Linked DNA regions of Homo sapiens: region 2 is linked to region 1. Evidence: chromatin contacts called from ENCODE Hi-C or POLR2A ChIA-PET data. All regions are on one chromosome and are shown on one strand. Each heading gives the region's core, a stretch centred on a gene start or an enhancer-like site at or near the end of the contact. The rest is flanking DNA. Distances are from core to core; before and after follow the strand shown. Region 1 holds the start of LUC7L (LUC7 like). Region 2 holds the start of ARHGDIG (Rho GDP dissociation inhibitor gamma).

Region 1 (3,190 bases), core at 68-2,567:
TTTTAAAGCTAGTCTGTGTATACAACACAGAGCTGTGCAACGCTAGAGGAGGAATATATTTTAGGATTTGCAAGCATCCAGGATTAATGTAGTGTCTTTTTATTGAAAATGTTTTCTTTCTAAACTACACTTTTAAAGTTACTTGTGAAAAAAAGCAAACACTTTTTTGTTATAACAGCTTAGAAATTGGTTGTGACTCACGGCTCGATGAACATGAGGCTTTCTGCAACTCCCTTGCAGATTGATGTAGGCAGGCAAAGATACACTGAACCTTTATAAATAAAATAGAGGGGCCACAATTGTTCAGTTTGTATGAAATAAAAATATGGGAAGCAATTCAAAAGCAACTCAATATACAAAGAAAGCTAAAAAGCACTTATTCACCTATGAAATAAAGTGCAAATAATCTGCACAGCCCTGAGAATGTGCCAGTGTGAACTTACAACTTCATTACTCAGCAGAAAAGAAAACACAAACCACAGCAGGTATATAGTTTTGCAAAGATGCAACCGCTTTCTCCTGTGACAACCATCATGATCTTGAGCTCCTCCCTACACAGTACAACCTACCTAACGACTGTCAAGCGCTGGCTACACAGAGGCTCTCCTGTGTGCTGGGGGGAAGGGGGCAGCTGGAAAAGTACTTGGCAGAAACCCACGTTAGAAAAGCTCAGTTTACGGTTCCCCTTGCAATGGTACAGAACCAGAGCGGGCCAGGTTTTCGAGGCCCATCCGGCTCCCTCGGGTGTAGCTTCTTCCCAAGGAGCCTCGGAAGAGTTCTGCCACCCGGCTGCCAGCGACCTGGAGCCCACGCTGATTCCAGCCCTCCGCCGACTCCACAGTTCGCGGAGGGGCACGGAGCCGCGGCGCCCGCCGGGGAGGAAGTAGCAGGACGGTACATAGGAAGGAGGCTGAAGCCCCATCCATGGCGCAGACTCCGAGAGAGGAGCCCGACCTGGACCCACGGCCGCCTCAGAGACGCACCGGCTTAGACAAAGGCCCGGCGCCTGCGGTCGGAGCGCGGGGGAGGAGGAGCGATGCCCCGCGCAGGCGCAGGCGCAGACGATCGCGGCCCCCGCCTCAGGCCGCCCGGCGGCCTCGCCTCACTCCCACCCCAGACCCTCGCCTGGTTGGCCGCTCTGACTCACCGTCCCGAGCCGTGCCCATGAGCTGGTCCAGCAGGGCCCGCATCTGCGCCTGGGCGGACATGGTAGCCGGCGGAGGCGACGGGGTCGGCCGCGACGACTTCTCTCAGGCAGGCGGTGGCAGCGGCGTCGACAAACGATGGTCGCGTCGGCCTCGAGCCCACTCGGCTCTTTCCCGCCGCGGGGGACGCCGGGAGGAAGTACGACGGCGCCGGCGCACGCCCTGCTGGGAAATGTAGTTTCTGGGGTGGGTGCTTAGGGAGGCTGAGGCTCTGAGTGGTCGCAAGTTGTCCAACGGCGGAACCAAAATCCCAACCCTGATTTTACTCTAGACCCCCAGGACCTCAAACGAGTCTCTACGGAGGGTAAACTACAATAAAATGAAATACAGTCAATCAAAAACAAGATGAATCCGTGCTTTTTCTAAGCTAGCCATGAAACCGTGAGCATATTATTTAGCTCCCCGACGCTCGTTTTTTTAAATCTGTGAAATGAGGGTTCTAAAGGTGCCCCTCATATGATTTTTGTGAAAGTTAAATAAAGCATGGAATTTTATTTATTTATTTATTTATTTATTTAGAGCGAGGGTCTTGCTCCGTCGCCCAGGCTGGAATGCAGTGGCGCGATTACCGCTCACTGCAGCCTCGACCTCCCCGGCTCCTTATCCTCCCGCCTCAGCCCGGCAAAGTATTGGGATTACTGGTGTGAACCACCACGTTTGGCCATCAGTCATGGCATTAATATTAGGTTCTATGATTACAACCTCGTGGTCGTCCTTTTGTGAGCTCATGGTCTACTGTCCCAGGGACTAAAGAAAAGGCATATGTAAGCAGTTATTTTATGTGATAATAGAATTATAGCATGCACTTATGTGTGCATAGTCTGGCATATACTTCTATTATATTAAACCTCTATTATTTATTTATTTATTTTTGAGACGGAGTTTCGCCCAGGCTAGAGTGCAATGGCGCGATCTTGGCTCTCCGCAACCTCCGCCTCCTGGGTTCAAGCGATTCTCCTGCCTCAACCTCCCAAAGTGCTGGGATTACAGGCATGAGCCACCACGCCCGGTCTTTATTTTTTATTTGTTTATTTTTTTTTTGAGACGGAGTCTTGCTCTGTCACCCAGGCTGGAATGCTGTGGCGCGATCTCGGCTCACTGTAAGCTCCGCCTCCCGGGTTGAAGCGATTCTCCTGCCTCAGTCTCCCCAGTAGCTGGAATTTCAGGCGCCCGCCACCCCCTCCGGCTAATTTTTGAATGTTAAGTAGAGACGGGGTTTCACCATGCTGGCCAGGCTGGTCTCAAAGTCTTGACCTCAAGTAGCCAGCCACCATGCCCAGCTGATTTTTGTATTTTCGGTAGACACGGTGTTGTACCGTATTGGCCAGGCTGGTCTTGAACTTCTGACCTTGTGATCTGCCTGCCTCGGCCTCCCAAAGTGCTGAGATTACAGGCGTGAGCCACCGCGCCCTGCCGTATTTTATTTATTTTTGAGACGGAGTCTCCCTCTGTCGCCCAGCCTGGAGTGCAGTGGCGCGATCTCGGCTTCCTGCATCCTCTGACTCCTGGGTTCAAGCGATTCTCTTGTCTCAGTCTCCCCAGTAGCTGGGATTACAGGCACCCGCCATCATTCCCGACTAACTTTTTTTTTGTACTTTTGCAGAGACGGGGTTCCGCCATGTTGGCCAGGCTGGTCTTAAACTCCTAACCTCAGGTGATCCGCCCACCTCAGCCTCCCAAAGTCCTCGGATTACAGCTGTGAGCCAGAACGCCAGGCCCCTGCTCTCTATTTAAAATAAATAAATAGGGTGTCCGTTGGGCTGCTCGGGTCGGATTCCGCGGTGCCAGCCCTTCCCCATGGCCGACCCTGAGAAGTTGCAGGTTTCTTCGCCGCCCCCGCCGCCTCCTTCTCCCTCCTCTTCAGACGCCTCTGCAGCATCTTACCCTGGCAGCCCAGTGAGTTTGGGCTGGCCAGTTCCGAGCAGGAGCAGCGGCCGAACGGTGGACCCGCTGGAGGAAGTGGGGCTGCAGATCGGAGACGCAGC
Region 2 (3,190 bases), core at 233-2,732, 51 kb after region 1:
AGACAGAAATTTCCACTTCACCTCTGATTGGTCTCGGGCCAATCCTTCATAGGGTGTAGCCAATTGGAGGCCTCTAAAGGGCACAAGGGCTGTGGTCAGGTTTCTTTGCTTAATAAAAATCCTAATTACAGAGGCTCTGGAGCTACTTGCTCCAGCCCACTCCCACTCTGTGAATTGCCTTCCGTTAAATCTGTGCTTTCCTTACTCCGTTCTTCTGACTCAGTTTTGTTTCCTTGTGTTTCGTTGTTCTTTTGTTACTTTGTGCGTTTTGTTCAATTCTTTGTTCAACCCACCAAGAACCTGGACAACTCACCTCCAAGACCTTCTATCTGGTAACAGCTGCAGGAGCTGGAGCTGTGGGCCTGGGGACAAGTGTCCTAACAGCCCCCGCTCCCTGCAGCGAAGGGTCAGCAGAGGTGGCGCTCTAGGGGGGCCTGGGCACAAGTTCATAGGATCCTGCCCTGGAAAGGTTGTGGGCAGTTGGGGGGCAAGGGAGACAGTCCCCACCCAAACCCCAATGCCCCCTAGCACCCAAGGTGGTCTTCTCTCAATTGAGGAGCTCTTTGGCAAGGGCGGGTCTAATTTCTGGTGTCCCTGGAACCGGCCAGGGGTGTCTAAGAAAGGGACTCAGGCTGGTGTTCGGACCCCTTCTCCCTTATCCAGACGCAGGCCTTTGGTCCAGCTGTCCCAGCCAGGGCCTGCTCACCCCTGTCCCCTGCCGGGTCCCATCCCCCCCACCCACCCACAGGTCTCAGTTTAGGTGTCAATATCAGAAGCCCCCTCTGTGCTCCGGTCTCTGTACTCCGCCCCCTTGTCAGTGTCCTCTCCCTGAGGACAGGGGGCTCGGTAACTGGGTTTCCAAGAGCCCTGCAGGGACACCCCCTCTTGGGAACTCACACAGCGCAGCCAGGTCGCTAAGCCTTTGAGGGGCCCTTGTTGCCTCCTGGGTGTGCGTGCGACCCGCGCCCACTGTGGTCCCGCCCTACTGATGACCGTGAACCTGTAGGGTGTTGGGCCAGCCCCTCACCCCAAGGCTGGGCAGGCCCCCGGAGTCCCCCTCGGCCCAGACAGAAGCTCCCTCAGGAGCGGGGGAGGGGAAGGGGGCGCGCGGTCCGGCCCCAGGTGTGGCCGCGGATAATGAGACCCTGGGGATGGGGGCGCACCTGCGCCACGGCGCCCCGCAGAGGGTTTCCCAGGAGACCCCCTCGGGCTCCCGCCGCGCCGTGGGGGTGGGGCAGCCCTGCTGGCCAGAGCCGGGCACGGGCCGGGCGGGCGGCGGGGATCGTGACCGCGGCTGCGTGCGTCCGCGTCCGGGCGCTTCTGTGCGGGGTCCTGGCACGCCGGCGGGGGCGACCCGGGTGCCGGCCCGTGCGGGCGACACGCGCGTCTCTGCGGGGCTGCGCGGGGTCCGGAGCGGCTGGGGGCTCTCTGCCGGGCGCGGCTGGGCGCGGGGGGCGCTCCCGGCCGGGATGAGCTCACCGCAGTCGCGCCGGGGCTGAGCGCCGAGCGGGGCGGCGGCGGGGCGGGCGGCGGCTCCTCGGCGGCTCCGCGGCGCCCGGGCCGCGCGCCGCCATGCTGGGCCTGGACGCGTGCGAGCTGGGGGCGCAGCTGCTGGAGCTGCTCCGGCTGGCGCTGTGCGCCCGAGGTGAGCGGGCCGGGCAGGGGCGGGGGGCTCGGCTGGTCTCAGCCCCGGGCGGGGAGTAGCCCCTCCCCCGCGGCAACTTTGGGGGCGCGCATGGGGACCTCGCGGCGCCGACCCCCCGGCTGGGGTCTGGCAGGGGTGGGGGACTTCATCCAGGCTCCAGCCCTGTGGGGAAGGGACCAGGTGCGGACGGGTCGGCTTGGGAAGCGGCGGCGCTGGGACCCTCTCCCCCTGGACACCGCCGCCTGGAGCCCCTCTGTCTTGGGTGGGGCTGGGGCTGGGGCTCAGGCTCTGTAGGGCGTGTGGTGATCCCCGAGAAGACGGGAGCGAAGTGGGCAGGGACTCAGAAACCCCTGCCCAGGGCACCAGGGAGAGGGGCTTCAGGAGGCCACCAGCCCGGGGCGCCATGGGAGGCGGCGCAGAGCCTGAGCCCAGGGATTTGGAGACAGCCGCCCCCGGCACCCGAGCACCATGGGGAGGAACTCCTAGACTGTGGGAAAGTGTTCAGAGACCCCAGTCCAGAGCAGGGTGGTGGAGGGCCCTAGAGGGTCAGTAGGCTTGGGGGGCCGCCGAGGGCCCTAGAGGGTCAGTAGGTTTGGGGGCCGCCGAGGGCCCTAGAGGGTCAGTAGGTTTGGGGGCCGCCGAGGGCCGCTGCTCTCTAGCAGGTAGCCCCTGACCCTGGGCTGCCCTCATCTGAAGTCTTCGCTCCCCCGCCCTTTGGTCTCCGAGTCAGGGAGGGGGCCCTTGTGGACATCTGGGCCAGAGGAGCTGCAGGCCTGGCGGTCTCTGGAGGCCCCTCCTGAAGGTCTGGGTGCGGTGCGGCACCTCCCCAGGCCGCCCTGCTCTCTCTGCTCGCTCTCTCCCTGAGCCCCCAGAGGCTTCCCTTGAGTCCCTTTGGATAGTGGGAGGTACAGCTGGCCAGAGGGGGCTCCAGCCTGGTGCTCGAATGCCAGGGTCCGCTAGTGGCTGCTGCTCACGCCCCTCCCCACCCCCAGTCCTCCTGGCTGACAAGGAGGGTGGGCCGCCGGCAGTGGACGAGGTGTTGGATGAGGCTGTGCCCGAGTACCGGGCGCCGGGGAGGAAGAGCCTCTTGGAGATCCGGCAGCTGGACCCGGACGACAGGAGCCTGGCCAAGTACAAGCGGGTGCTGCTGGGGCCCCTGCCACCGGCCGTGGGTATGGCAGGGGTCTAGGCTTGGAGGGCTGGGTCTGGGGGGCTGGTGAGGAGCCTGGTGGGGGTGGGGGGCATCCTGCAGACTTCCAGTTTCTCCTCAGACCCAAGCCTGCCCAATGTGCAGGTGACCAGGCTGACACTCCTGTCGGAACAGGCTCCGGGGCCCGTCGTCATGGATCTCACAGGTAACTCGCAGGATGCTGCACCCTGAACACAGGTAGGGCCCTCCCAGGCACGCTTCTGCACCCCTGAGTTCCGAGCCCTGGGCCATCACAGTCGCACACCTCATGGGTACCACACCCTACGTGGGGGCTCCTGGAGCAGGTCTCAGCCTGTAGGGGAGTTCCGACCCTAGCTGAGGTTTCCCCAATAGGG

The links. A loop is a pair of places that touch in the nucleus more often than their neighbours do. ChIA-PET counts read pairs that join two places held with the same protein, here RNA polymerase II (POLR2A). Pooled maps may share reads with other maps.
Region 2: a loop to region 1 is called in a map of pancreas, with 6 times the contacts of the local background. The contact joins the promoter of ARHGDIG here to the promoter of LUC7L in region 1. A Hi-C loop is called at or near these places in 2 of 168 maps with a recorded cell type or tissue (HepG2 and pancreas), 4 of 37 single-sample maps with no recorded cell type and 11 of 50 pooled maps. POLR2A ChIA-PET finds 5 or more read pairs at or near these places in 18 of 52 experiments (A549, AG04450, Caco-2 and 13 more).

Annotation. Positions count from the first base shown.
Region 1 is chr16:228,132-231,321 of GRCh38, forward strand. LUC7L (LUC7 like) reads right to left here and starts at 1,318. Exons shown (of 10, transcript NM_201412.3): 1 at 1,148-1,318. The coding sequence starts at 1,208. It also overlaps the pseudogene C4orf46P1. RefSeq lists a silencer at 932-1,161 and an enhancer at 994-1,690.
Region 2 is chr16:279,109-282,298 of GRCh38, forward strand. It overlaps ARHGDIG (Rho GDP dissociation inhibitor gamma), which reads left to right and starts at 1,483. Exons shown (of 6, transcript NM_001176.4): 1 at 1,483-1,645; 2 at 2,638-2,817; 3 at 2,917-3,000; 4 at 3,189-3,190. The coding sequence starts at 1,573. RefSeq lists an enhancer at 1,624-2,381.